3 separate regions of the Homo sapiens genome follow, and all the other regions are linked to region 1. Evidence: chromatin contacts called from ENCODE Hi-C or POLR2A ChIA-PET data. All regions are on one chromosome and are shown on one strand. The core of a region is the stretch at or near the end of the contact, and the rest is flanking DNA. Distances in the headings are between cores, read along the strand shown. Region 1 has its middle 19 kb from the start of SNORD28B. Region 2 overlaps ARID1B (AT-rich interaction domain 1B). Region 3 overlaps ARID1B (AT-rich interaction domain 1B).

Region 1 (3,996 bases), core at 1-2,500:
CAGGTCAGTCAAGCCAACAGAAAATGGTAAATTCACATTTATGGTGTGAACCAAGGCCATCACTAATAAAACTGTAACCTCGCTGGTGGAATACTGAAATATGTCTTGACATCTTTGCAAGAGTTGTAAAGAGAGCCTGGAAAAGAAAAGGAAAGCCCAAGCATTGTTTGCATTTTCTTTTTGCATTTCATTCAGCAAAGACTTTTTAAAAACTTAGTAGAGGGTGATACCAGATGTATTTAGTCTGCAGTATGGCCAGCCTTTAAGTACATGAAGTAATCCCGTCCAAACAGCAGCACAAGTGCCTCAGTTATCTCAGGTAACCAGTTTGGAAACAGCAAGAGGGCTTTGGGTTAAATATCAGAAAATATTCATAAGACACCATAACAACAGAAACAGAGTCGAACTAAAACTTTGTGGCAAAGCCAATATGTAAATCACAGCTGGTGATTTCTGTTAGGAACTTTGGTTTGGGAGGTTTCACAGCTTCATCTCCAAAGCCCCGATTCAAAACCACAATGTTCAGCAAGTCAGTGAGATTTCATGCTTTTATCTGAAACCCAGACCGACAAATGCATCTCTTGATGCAATTCAGGATCTCTGAATCTTCGCTAAAGAACCGAGCTAACCCATGGAACGCAATCTCAAAGCCTTGCTCTTACCCAGAGAAGCACAGTTGCCACTTAAAGGTTCAATAAAAGGAGAGGTAGGGAAATGCCTGCTGCCACAGCCCATTAGTTGCTACATTTAAACCCCTACCACAGTAACCAAATGTGATTGAGGTTTCAGAAGGAAACCTACACGGTATGAAATGTAGCAATCATTGGTCTATAAATATAGGATGTTATTCACTGTCAAGTACTTTCTCTAAAGGAGGGGTAGGGGGAATTCTTACTGCAAAGGTAGGTTGCAAAATTTTTTCACCTAGAAATAATTTAGAAACCGGCTGGGGCACAATCTCATAATGTCTCAGGTGCAAAAAGTTTCTGATGCACCGGAAACAAAAGCTGGCAAAACAAAAGCGACGTCAGTTGTCTCTCTGTTCTACCAATTGAAGCTTGGGTGTAAAAGGAGAATGTTTTTTAAATCCAGGGATTAGTGAGGGACGCTAACCCCTGAACCGGGATTACTGAGGGACAGAGAAAGAAAATGTAGAGGAGGAAAAAGGAACATTTTACAAAAGATTTCCTTCGTAACTACCTTCAGACCCCGGGGCTGCAGAAAGGAGTAGGCGGCTGCGGTGTCCTGGGCCCTGCGCGTCCACGCGTGGGAGGCGAGGCCAAGGCTGCCAGGAGGCGCTCCCGCACCCCAGGTGCGCTCCTCCAAGGAGGCCCACCCGCCTCCGCTGGCCCAGTTTTCGCTGTTTTCTCGGCGCACCACGGCGCCTGCAGTTAGTAGGCAATCCATCCCCCCGAGCTGCAGCGAGTTAAGCTGCAGGCCTTTTGTAACGGCCTCAGGTGTGAGCTGCCGCAAGCCCCCCCCACCCCCACCCCCGACCAGAGGATCACCGGCCCGGCCGAGAGGACTAGGAGCCAGGTGTGCGAGGCCGAGGGATCCACGCCGTTCCCGCCCAGCGCCCCCTGGGTTATTAGGCCTCGCTCCCCCACACAGCCCAGCTGGTAGCGAGGCCGGAATCAGGGCCCTCCGTCGGAGCTCCCACCTTTAAAAGAACGCGTCCAGAGGGCGGAGCCAGCTTAAAAGCGGGTCGAGACATTCACCTGTGGTTAGGCAAAGACACGAGAGAAATAGTTAATTCCTCAGGTGCCCCAAATCACAATAGAGCTCGGGAAGGAGGAACAACTTGACAGAGAAAAGAGGACAGGACATTGATCAGGGAAGATGTCTGCAGAGCTTGAGGTTGGGGGATTGGGTTCCAACCAGGGAAGGTAATTCTGCAAAATTGGAACACACAGGCCCTCTGTCTGTAGGCAAGTCTGACAAAGGGCACAATCCAGGAAATGGAATCGAGATGCGTCCCCTGCCTCTCAGCCTACTGACCCACTTTCCTCCGGCTACGTCTCCCCCAGATCCATGCCCCTCCTTAAATCTTCCTGCTAGCCCAGAGGGAGGAAGGATGAGGCCTGGGGATCACAATGTAGGTGGAACGAGAAACCTGGGTCTGTTTGACAGTTTCAGAAGCAAAGAAGCGTCTCTCTCTTTCCCAAAAAAAAAATCCTTTCTGAGCCCCCCTCACTCAGTCCCACCATACATACATACACAATGCACCTGAGGAGACCTCCAACTCCCTGTCAAGGAGGCTGAATTTCTACACGTAGTCGCTCATTTTGTTTAAAGCGCAGAAAACATCTGCACCTAATAAAAGATGTTAGTGTGCCATTCTAGAAAAGAGAAGCCTTTGATACATTCTTTGGTGTTAATGCTGCGGCATGAAGTATTTTCCCAGATTGCAGTCTGTTATCTGAATGGGGCAAAGATTCCCTAAGTGAAGGGAATATTGAAAGAAAGTTCTGGAGCATGCAATCCTGTCCAGTTGAAGTACTGCAGGAAAAGGAAGCACGCACACACATATGTACACAAATGCACACTCATACAGGCAAATCCTCCATGACTGTGCCTCAGAATCACCTTATTCAATTGACAGAAGCACAGTGTGACTACCATACTTTTGTTACATCCATGAAGTGTGTGTAAAGAAACACAAGTCACACGATCCTTGGCTGGCATGGCTGCCTCTGCCCTGCAAGTGCCCATGGCCACAGGGAGTTGCAATGGTACCAGCATGGGCTTTGCATTAAGTATATTTAGGTTTGAATCCTAATTCTCGCACCTTCTGACACAACCACCTGAATTCAAGTTCTGGTTCTTGCTCTCAGAAGCTGTGTGGTCTTGGGCAGGTGACCTGACTTCCCTGCCTCTCTGTTTCCTCATCTGCAGTGAGTGTAGTAACCTCAGACAATCCATGCAAAGCACTTAGCGTGGTGCCCGCCACGTGCTCAATAAAAATGAACTATCATCACTTCAATTATTAACCATTAGATTTTGGGTAATTTTCCTGCTCTCAGCCTCAGATTCCTCATCTGTAACATGGAGATGATCTTATCTACTTTGACAGGAATATTATGCAGGTTGAAGGAGATATTATGTAGGAGAGTTAGGGAGCACTCAACAGATGACAGCAGTGATGGTGATTAGGAGAAGGAGGATGAGGATGATTTTGACGTTAAATATGTTCAAGCCAAGCCAGAATATTCACAGGTACCAGCCCAAGCCCACCCGTTAACAGGAAAGGTAAGCACCCATTCACCCCTGCCTGCCCCTGGATGGTGACAATATTTGTCTCATCAGGTGGATTCTCTTTGGCCTAATTAGTTTTACGCAATTAGGTCTGAAACTACATATGATATAACCCAAATTCAGGGAATCTCAGCTATTTAATTGTTTCTTTCCTTTTTCCCTTTTCTCTAAGCTCTGATGTAAGGTAGTGTCTCAGGTAATTGACTCATCTGCCCGTATTTGTTCATTACAGCTGTTGCTAGGAAGTTATTATGTAAATGGCCCTGCTCCTCAATCTCCATTATGCTTTCTTCTTGTTATTGTGAGATGGAATTAAGTGCTAGCCCTGTATTGAGTTTTTATTAGAGTCTTTTTATACTTTCTTATTTTTCTCTCCTCCTTTATCAGTCCCTTTAGAAGTTAATCCTTTTAAGGACTTTAAAGAAGATGCAGAAATTCTTGAGCACCTTGGTGGGGAAGGGGGCTGGATTTCAAAGTGGGTTGAGCCTCTCCTTCTTCATTGTGTTGATATTTAGTACCTGGCTTCTTTAATTTTCAAAAAAAAATCAAATTTAAAACATCATCATGCTCCTATAAGCTTCACTACTTCTGATAATCAAATAGCAGGTTTCAACTTGACACATGGATAGGGTAGCAGTGTGCCACGTTCATTACCATCCCTTCTACTGGATTAGGTAACTGAGTCTAATAAAGATAAAAAGCTTCCAAGATAAAAGGAAAAAACAAACACTAGTACCAAAA
Region 2 (3,996 bases), core at 658-3,157, 630 kb after region 1:
GAATAAGTATAGAAAGTGTTAAGAAGAAATAGTTATTAATTTGAATTATACAGAAAAATCAATCATGTAGAAATAATAATGTAATGAATAAGTATTAGTGTTTTCTAATTTAATAAGATACAGTTTACATAAAGATCTAAAGGGAAAGCATTGCTTTTATTGAAAGTACTACCTGTTTTCAAAATGTTTGATACATACACATGTGTTGCATTGGAAAGGCCAAATGAAATAATGAATAGATAACTATATTTTGGTCTATATTGTTCATGATCTCATAGCCATGTTTTTTGATAAACGCTGGAAGTATGGAAATGATGAACTTTGATACATGTGATTTCCTTAGGTATAGTGTTCTTAATGCCCCCAAATCTACAAATAATGTCATCATGTAACTGACAGGGTTACACTATTCCACTGTCTCAAGAAAATTATTTATGGAAAAGGTATGGTACTGTGACCACATAAGCCTTCTGAGTGCCGCTATTCTTCTGTAGAATTTGGGCCTGTCAGTCTCCTTTACAATCATGCCCTGTAGCATAGGCAGATATTCTTACCATCCACTGTGTTGTGGTCAGCCAACCTAAATTGGAAAGCTCAAAATTACTTTTTAAAATTGTTTGGAAGGATTGCGAACTGTATGTATTTTTATAAAATATTTACTGTAGTCTAACTGGAGTTATTTATTGGTATGATTCAAGTCTAGAAGTCATTACCTCTTAACTCAGGATGGATAGAAAAGATCTATCTTTGAGCAACATACATACTCATTTTATTGCCATCAGTTTATAAGAACTAATCCTTTTTAAGGAATTTAAGGTCTACTCTTGGCTAGAGAGACAAATGCATCAAATGCATATATATGTATTCAATATAGCAAAATTGGTTTTTGGTTTGATTTTTAGTAACAGTCATGTGTAATGCATGCAAGCATGTATCACCAACCACACATATGACTTCTACTTATATAGTTATATTAGGTAGAGCATATTTTAAACCTTGTTATATCCCCACCTGTGTCATAATGAGCTGTGTCAAATTTGGGTTCATACACATGTATTTATATTTTTATTGTTTTGTTATAGTCTTTAGCGCATTCATTCATATACATTTATTCAACAAATATTTAGTGAGCTCCTACTCTGTGTCTGGCACTCTTCCAGGTAAGAGACATGCAACAGTGAATGAGCTAGCCTGCTCTTGTGAAGTTGACATTTCAGTAAAGGGAGAAAGGTGATACACAAATGAATAAACAAGAAAATCTCAGGTGATTATACAAAAGAAGGAGAGGGATTCTCTTGAGGAGTGATTGGTACGACAGGACTGGCCATGGGATGATCTGGTAGCACAGTAATTCAGGAGGAGGGAGCAGCCAGTGCAAAGGCCCTCAGGTGAACAGTGGCCATTTGGAGGAACAGAAGGCAAGCCAGTGCAGCGGGAACATTGTGAAGAGCAGCGGGTGGCAGGACCGAGGACCTGCAAGGCAGGCGGGAGCCACGTGGTTTAGCTTCTTGTGGACCATGGTAAGCAGCTCGGCTTAATTTTACGGTCTTGGAAGACTTCGAAGGTTTTAAGGAGGGAGTGGAGATGAAAGAAGCAATTGGCTGCGTGGATGCTTTCAGAACTTCCTTTAGTGTCATGGTGTTCTTGCCTGGAACTCTGCCTGTAAATCCATGGCACCTAGAGTTCCTTTATTTAAAGTTGTACAGTGCATCAGTTAGTTTTTGCAGTAGTGCTCAGAACAGCCACCATTTATGTAGCTCATGATTCTACAGTTTGACGATTTGGGCTGGGCTCAGCTGGGTGGTTCTGGTTTGTACTGGGCTTGTTCCTTCTACTTCAGTCAGCTACTGACCTGCTAAGTGGCTCTGCTTCTCGGGCTCTTGGCTTGACTGGCTCTTGGCTAAGGCGATGTGGTAACAGGACCATGTGTTATCATCAAGCTAGTCTGGGCTTGTTCATGTGGTGGTTGGTTGTGTTTCAAGAGAATGATTAGAAGAATTGCCTCTTGAGTCCTAGACTTGGAAGTGGCACAGCATGATTGCTGCTGCAGCAGTCTCTTGACCCAGGTAAATCATAAATCCAGTCCAGATTGAGGGGTAGAGAATTAGACTCCACCTTGGGTGGAAGAGGCTATAACACCACATTGCATAGTAGTGGCTGGTTTCGCACACTTCAAGGTCTCTCTGTCTCTGAGTGATACCAAGAGTTCAAGATTGGTTCATACCAGGTGTCCTCATTGCTTTGTAAATCCTCTGTGGAGGTATCCTCACTGAGTTAGAGAACATAATTGGAAATAAGGGTGTGACCACAGTGCTGACTGACTTTGTTTTAAATTTAACAGCCTTGAATAGAAAGACACACCAGCATCCTAGTGGAGGAGATCATGTGAGCATATCACTTGCGGTGAAAAGTGTAATTATGTTAACATCACACCGCCTTGAAATTGTGTCTTAGAGTACTAAGTTTATCAAATGCTTTTTGATTGCATAGATGTATTTTTCATTGTTACCAATATTTATTGGGTCCCTGTATAGAGACAAGGTTTTAGTTCATTTCCAATACATTCAGAGGACGGCCGCTGTACTCAGCAGCACGAGGCTACCGTGCGTGTTCTTTCCACTGCTGGCTAACGGTGCACTGAGCGATTTCAGCAAGCCATGTCCTTCAGCCGTCATGTGGTCTGTCATGCTAATGAGGAGAACGAGGAGAATTAATAAGTAAAAGAGGAATGCTGGCAGTGGCTTATGGTTGGTTTTTTTTTTTCTTAAGAGTTCTATGTTTTTAATGGATTAAAATCCCAAAAAGTTAATAAAATAATAATAAAGAAAAACACGGAACAACTTCTTTGTTTGATAAAATTAAAACTTTGCAACCCATATGCTTCTCCTGCAGTTTAAATTGTCATAAATCCTGGAACATGGTTTTGGAGAGCAGTTTATTTATTAGTGTCTACTTTTCCTTAATGTAGGTAAAAGTATGATTAATGGAATAGGTTGTAGTTGGTGTATTGGACTTGTTGGCCCAATCAAGGGAGATACAGCAAACATTGTAAGGAGAGTATTTTTATCCCCTGGACACCAATGTAGGCAAAAATTATTCTTTCCAAGAGCATCTAAATTCTTGGTAATACCCTTGCAGATAAATATTATTGTGACTGGAAATTTAATCAATTTCTTGTTGATTGTTACTAGCCTCCTCTCCTCACCTTTATTCCCCTTTGGGCAGAACAGCTCACTTGTGTAATTTTGCCTTTCCCATCCTTGCCTGGAATTGGAGGCAAAATCTATATCATTTTAATGTTTAATTATGGTAAAGGTATGATATCTATAATCACTGGAAAAAATAAAGGAATATTCTTCATCACAGTTATTCAAATGGAAAATTAAAATGGAGTCACCCCCTCCTCTTGTTATTTCACAATAAATTACAGTTTGATCAAATATTTAAATGTAAAAAAGTCAAATATATTAAAAGAAAACAAATGAAATTTTTTTTTTTTTTGAGATGGTGCCTCACTCTGTTGCCCAGGCTGGATGGAGTGCAATGGTGCGATCTCACGGCAACCTCCGCCTCCCTGGTTCTAGCTGTTCTCCTGCCTCAGCCTCAGCCTCCCAAGTAGCTGGGACTACCGGCATGCGCCACCACGCTCAGCTAATTTTTGTGTCTTTAGTAGAGACAGGGTTTCACCATGTTGGCCAGGCTGGTCTCGAACTCCTGACCTCAGGTGATCCTCCTGCCTCGGCCTGCCAAAGTGCCGGGATTACAGGTGTGAGCCACCACGCCCGGCCCAAAATGAATATTTTTTAAAATGCTGCAGTGAGGAAGACATTTTCCAGCATGGCACAAACTCTAGAAGCTTGGGGAAAACAAATGGATACATTCAAATATTTAAAATGTCAAATTTTTTGTTTTTAATTTCTTTACATTAACACAGTTATGAGCATTTTCCCGTGTTACAAACTATCTCTTAAAACCTGAATTTTTCATGATTATTAA
Region 3 (3,996 bases), core at 521-3,020, 590 kb after region 1:
CGTGATGTGCTTAGAGCATTGCCCGGCTCATAGTAATTACTCAGTAAATGCTTGCTGTTACTGTTGCTATGACTATTATTATTAAAGAGCTTTCGATACTTCTACACAGACTACAGTATAGTTATCTGGACCTAATTTTTTTTTAAGGCCAATGCTACCATTTTAAAAGGAAACTCAGCTGTCAGCATAATGGTAGTAAAGTGGTAGCAAAATGATAGTAAAGTGATTAAACAGGATTAAAACACAAACTGGCTGTTCATTATATGTACTTTGTATTAATAAAACAACATAGGCCGGGTGCGGTGGCTCATGCCTGTAATCCCAACACTTTGGGAGGCTGAGGTTGGCAGATCGCTTAAGCCCAGGAGTTTGAGACCAGCCTGGGCAACATAGCAAGACCCTCATCTCTACAAAAATATAAAAAATTAGTCGGGTGTGATGGTGTGCCTGTCGTCGCAGCTGCTCAGGAGGCTGAGGTGGGAGGATGGCTCTAGCCCGGGAGGTCCAGGCTGCAGTGAGCTGTGATACTGCCACTTCACTGTAGCCTCGGTGACAGAGAGAGAGAGAGAGAGAGAGAGAGAGAGAGAGAGAGACCCTGTCTCAAAAAATTAAAAAACTAAAAGCAAAATATAAGATGGGGTCACCTGTTTTTCTTCCATTCTAGAGAGATAATTACAGCTAATATTTCTGTTTCCTTTTTCTAGTCAGTTTTCTAGATACCAGTGCTAGTTTTTTTTTTTTTTGAGACGGAGTGTTGCTCTGTCTCCCAGGCTGGAGTGCAGTGGCACGATGTCCGCTCACTGCAAGCTCTGCCTCCCGGGTTCGCGCCATTCTCCTGGCTCAGCCTCCCAAGTAGCTGAGACTACAGGCGCCCGCTACTGCACCCGGCTAATTTTTTATATTTTCAGTAGAGATGGGGTTTCACCGTGTTAGCCAGGATGGTTTCGATCTCCTGACCTTGTGATCCGCCCGCCTCGGCCTCCCAAAGTGCTGGGATTACAGGCGTGAGCCACCACGCCCGGCCCAGTGCTAGTTTTGTGCCTGTATTTTCTGCTTTTTTCATTTGACATCACTTGAATTTCCTTAGCTTGTGGAATCTTTTGTTTTGTTTTGCAAACTTAATATATTCTCATACTTGATAGTTATAGTAATACATAAGCTTTAGTCATTGACAGGCCCCATTAGCCCTTGTTTATGTTATTTACCCTTCAGAGTATCTTGCTCGAATCTAGAATCGTGGCCTGTTGAGACTTTATTCCTTTGAGTTGAATAGTACCTTTCTGTACTTTCTGTAATATGTTTTTGAATATACATATGAAATACAATGCAAGTAATTAATCTATAGCAGATAATAAGTGTGTGCATGATGGTGATGTTGGGGATAATGGAATATCGTGGAAATGGTCAATATCTTAGTCTTTCTTTCATTCTAGATGCTTACTGTTGGTACATATAGGCAAAACACTCTAAAAAAATCTGATCTATTGGAATTCAGATTTGTCACAACTAGTTTTAGGGTGAAGGTAGAGGGATTATTGTTCAAGGATTTAGCTGGAGACGCACTTAGTAGTTACAAACCGGGAGCTTGAAGGGTGAGAAGGGAGTTTAAGGGGATAGGATAAAAAACAGACCAGTAATATGCTAAATAATGTAAACTTTTGGGCCAGTGACTTAATTTACATATGCCCAATTTGTGTGGTGTTTCAAAGGAACACTTCTGTTTTAAGTGAGGTGACTCACATTTTGTACTGTCTTCATTCATGCATGTGTGGTGCCTGCAGCCTGCCACTGTTTTTTGTGCTTATCTCAGGGGATTCGCTGCAAACCATGGTGAGGGGGAGGGGAGGAACGGCTAGTGCATCCATGGAGTCCTTCTCTGGCTTCTCCTGGCCACTCCTTCCATAGTTTAAATGGGGGCAGCACATCCTCTTGCTTCTACTAGGAAGTGAAAAGTCTTACTAGCAAGGAGTTAAGGACTGCCAGAGGAGCTTTCTTACCTGCCAGCTCTGGACATCTCATTTCCTGTTTGTCTGAATGCATGTGCAAGCTTAGGAACTTGCCCACTGCAGCATCCAACACAGCTGGTTTGCCTGTGTTTCAGGAGAGTGGGGAAGTGCGCTTCAATCACTTCCGACACACTTCAGCATGTTGAGCCATCTGATAGGGAGGGACATTGGTGCGTTTTACTGCCTTCTTCCTATGCACCTGGAGCTTTTGTTATCTCAACTGACCAGTTCCTTACCTGTAACCTGGATTAGGGAATGGCAGCCAGTATTCATGACAGTTGCATATGTGCGTTCTTACAATCAGAGAAATGTGCCATAAAAATAATTTCTCATTTTTTGCCTCTGTGTATTCTGCTCCTGTAGCTTGGACCCATGGCCACATTAAGGCCATGTTGTCACAGGGATCTACCATACTCTATTGACTTTTCTTGTGTTCTGCCATCCTGCTCTTACAACACAGAGAGCTGAGAGTGTTGTGATCTCCTACTCCCATTCTTTGAGCTCCCTTTTGGATTTAACTTCTTGGCCATGTTTATCATATTTTATTCGTATTACTCCTGATTATTTCACTCCCTGGTTGCTTTGCGAAACCCCTCTAAGTCAGGTCAGCCACACTATGTCTCTACTCCCACGTCTTCCATGAAACACTGCTGGGACAAAATTTCACAACTTTGGCTGTTGGCATTTTTGCTACAAAGGATCGTCTTATGTCCTGGTGGTCAAGGTGAAGTAGGATTATATCTTTTTGCGGTTATGAAGATTCCAAGCAAAAGAGAAGATAATGATGCATTTAACAGTCACAAGATAATACATGTTAATCTTCAAAAAGTTTTGGGAATTCGTCATAGCTGTACTATACAAAGCCAGTGTATAAATTGAAATTCTAAAGTTTTACTCAAAGGTAGATAGTCATTAAGTAAGGACCCTGGGGGTGATACATATTTGGCCTTTAATCCCAATTGGGCCGCCCCATAGTTGTGTGACTGTGGCCAAATTACTTAACATCTCTAAGCCTCACTTTCCCCATCTGTAAAATGGAGATGATAATCTACCCCACAGGCTAGTCTGAGGAGTCAGTGAGATTCCCCTTGACTTCAGTATTGAAATTAGCAATGTTTGCTGATTTATTAAGTGTACATCCAATAAATGCCTTGTCAAGAGTGCTGATGGCGGGGATAGTTGAGGTGATGGTGGGAGTGGCAGTAGCAGTGGTAGATGTATGTTACCTCCCGGGTGATGGGAGTCTTCTGTATTGCTGCCATGTGGGAGAATGATAGGAAATAGTGATCTCATATTTAATCAGAGGCATCTAAGCTTATGGTTGATACCTTTGATATAATTCTTGCCAATTAATTTGATTTTCAACCTTTACAATGAATAATGTAAAATTTCTTATACAGAAAGTATTTAATTCAGTGAATACTTAGGAGCACATGTTCTCTTACCGGACTTACTATTTGGGGAGCAAAAATATGAATAGGAAGTGGTGTTTGTCCTTAGAGAACTTGAGATCCAGTGAGTTGTAGAGTCAATGGACTGGTTACAGAACAGATTTCCTTAACTTTTTTTTTTTTTTTTTTTAAAGAGAGTCTCATTCTGTGGCCCAAGCTGGAGTGCAGTGGCAGCATCATAGCTCACTGCAGCCTGGAACTCCCGGCTCAAGCGATTCTCCCACCTCAGCCTCTTGAGTAGGTAGGGCTGCAGGCACACACCACCACACCGGGCTAATTTTTCAAAACAGCTTTTGTAGGCCGGGCGCTGTGGCTCACACCTGTAATCCCAGCACTTTGGGAGGCCAAGGCAGGCGGATCACAAGGTCAGGAGATCAAGACCCTCCTGGCCATCATGGTGAAACCCCGTCTCTACTAAAAATACAAAAATTAGCTGGGCGTGGTATCATGCGCCTGTAATCCCAGCCACTCGGGAGGCTGAGGCAGGAGAATCACTTGACCGAGGGAGTTGGTGGTTGCAGTGAGCCGAGATCGCACCA

Evidence for each region. Hi-C counts contacts between places; a loop is a spot of excess contacts on that map. ChIA-PET counts read pairs that join two places held with the same protein, here RNA polymerase II (POLR2A). Pooled maps may share reads with other maps.
Region 2: a map with no recorded cell type shows a loop between it and region 1 (3-fold over the local background). The contact joins two enhancer-like sites. A Hi-C loop is called at or near these places in 4 of 168 maps with a recorded cell type or tissue (B cell, CD4-positive, alpha-beta memory T cell, OCI-LY7 and 1 more), 7 of 37 single-sample maps with no recorded cell type and 11 of 50 pooled maps. POLR2A ChIA-PET finds 5 or more read pairs at or near these places in 5 of 52 experiments (CD4-positive, alpha-beta T cell, CD4-positive, alpha-beta memory T cell, OCI-LY7 and 2 more).
Region 3: a pooled map shows a loop between it and region 1 (5-fold over the local background). The contact joins two enhancer-like sites. A Hi-C loop is called at or near these places in 2 of 37 single-sample maps with no recorded cell type and 3 of 50 pooled maps. POLR2A ChIA-PET finds 5 or more read pairs at or near these places in 1 of 52 experiments (Panc1).

Annotation. Positions count from the first base shown.
Region 1 is chr6:156,395,706-156,399,701 of GRCh38, forward strand. No RefSeq gene overlaps it. Among named protein-coding and RNA genes, the nearest start is that of SNORD28B, 19 kb to the left of the region's middle. RefSeq lists a silencer at 469-518 and enhancers at 800-1,330, 1,331-1,860. Within about 2 kb of position 1,251, at least 6 of the 41 ENCODE cell types and tissues checked have a DNase peak (open chromatin) inside an H3K27ac peak, as active enhancers do.
Region 2 is chr6:157,028,309-157,032,304 of GRCh38, forward strand. The region is part of intron 4 of ARID1B (AT-rich interaction domain 1B); the gene reads left to right. Among named protein-coding and RNA genes, the nearest start is that of MIR4466, 250 kb to the left of the region's middle. Within about 2 kb of position 1,908, at least 2 of the 41 ENCODE cell types and tissues checked have a DNase peak (open chromatin) inside an H3K27ac peak, as active enhancers do.
Region 3 is chr6:156,986,606-156,990,601 of GRCh38, forward strand. All of the region lies in intron 4 of ARID1B (AT-rich interaction domain 1B), which reads left to right. Among named protein-coding and RNA genes, the nearest start is that of MIR4466, 210 kb to the left of the region's middle. Within about 2 kb of position 1,771, at least 5 of the 41 ENCODE cell types and tissues checked have a DNase peak (open chromatin) inside an H3K27ac peak, as active enhancers do.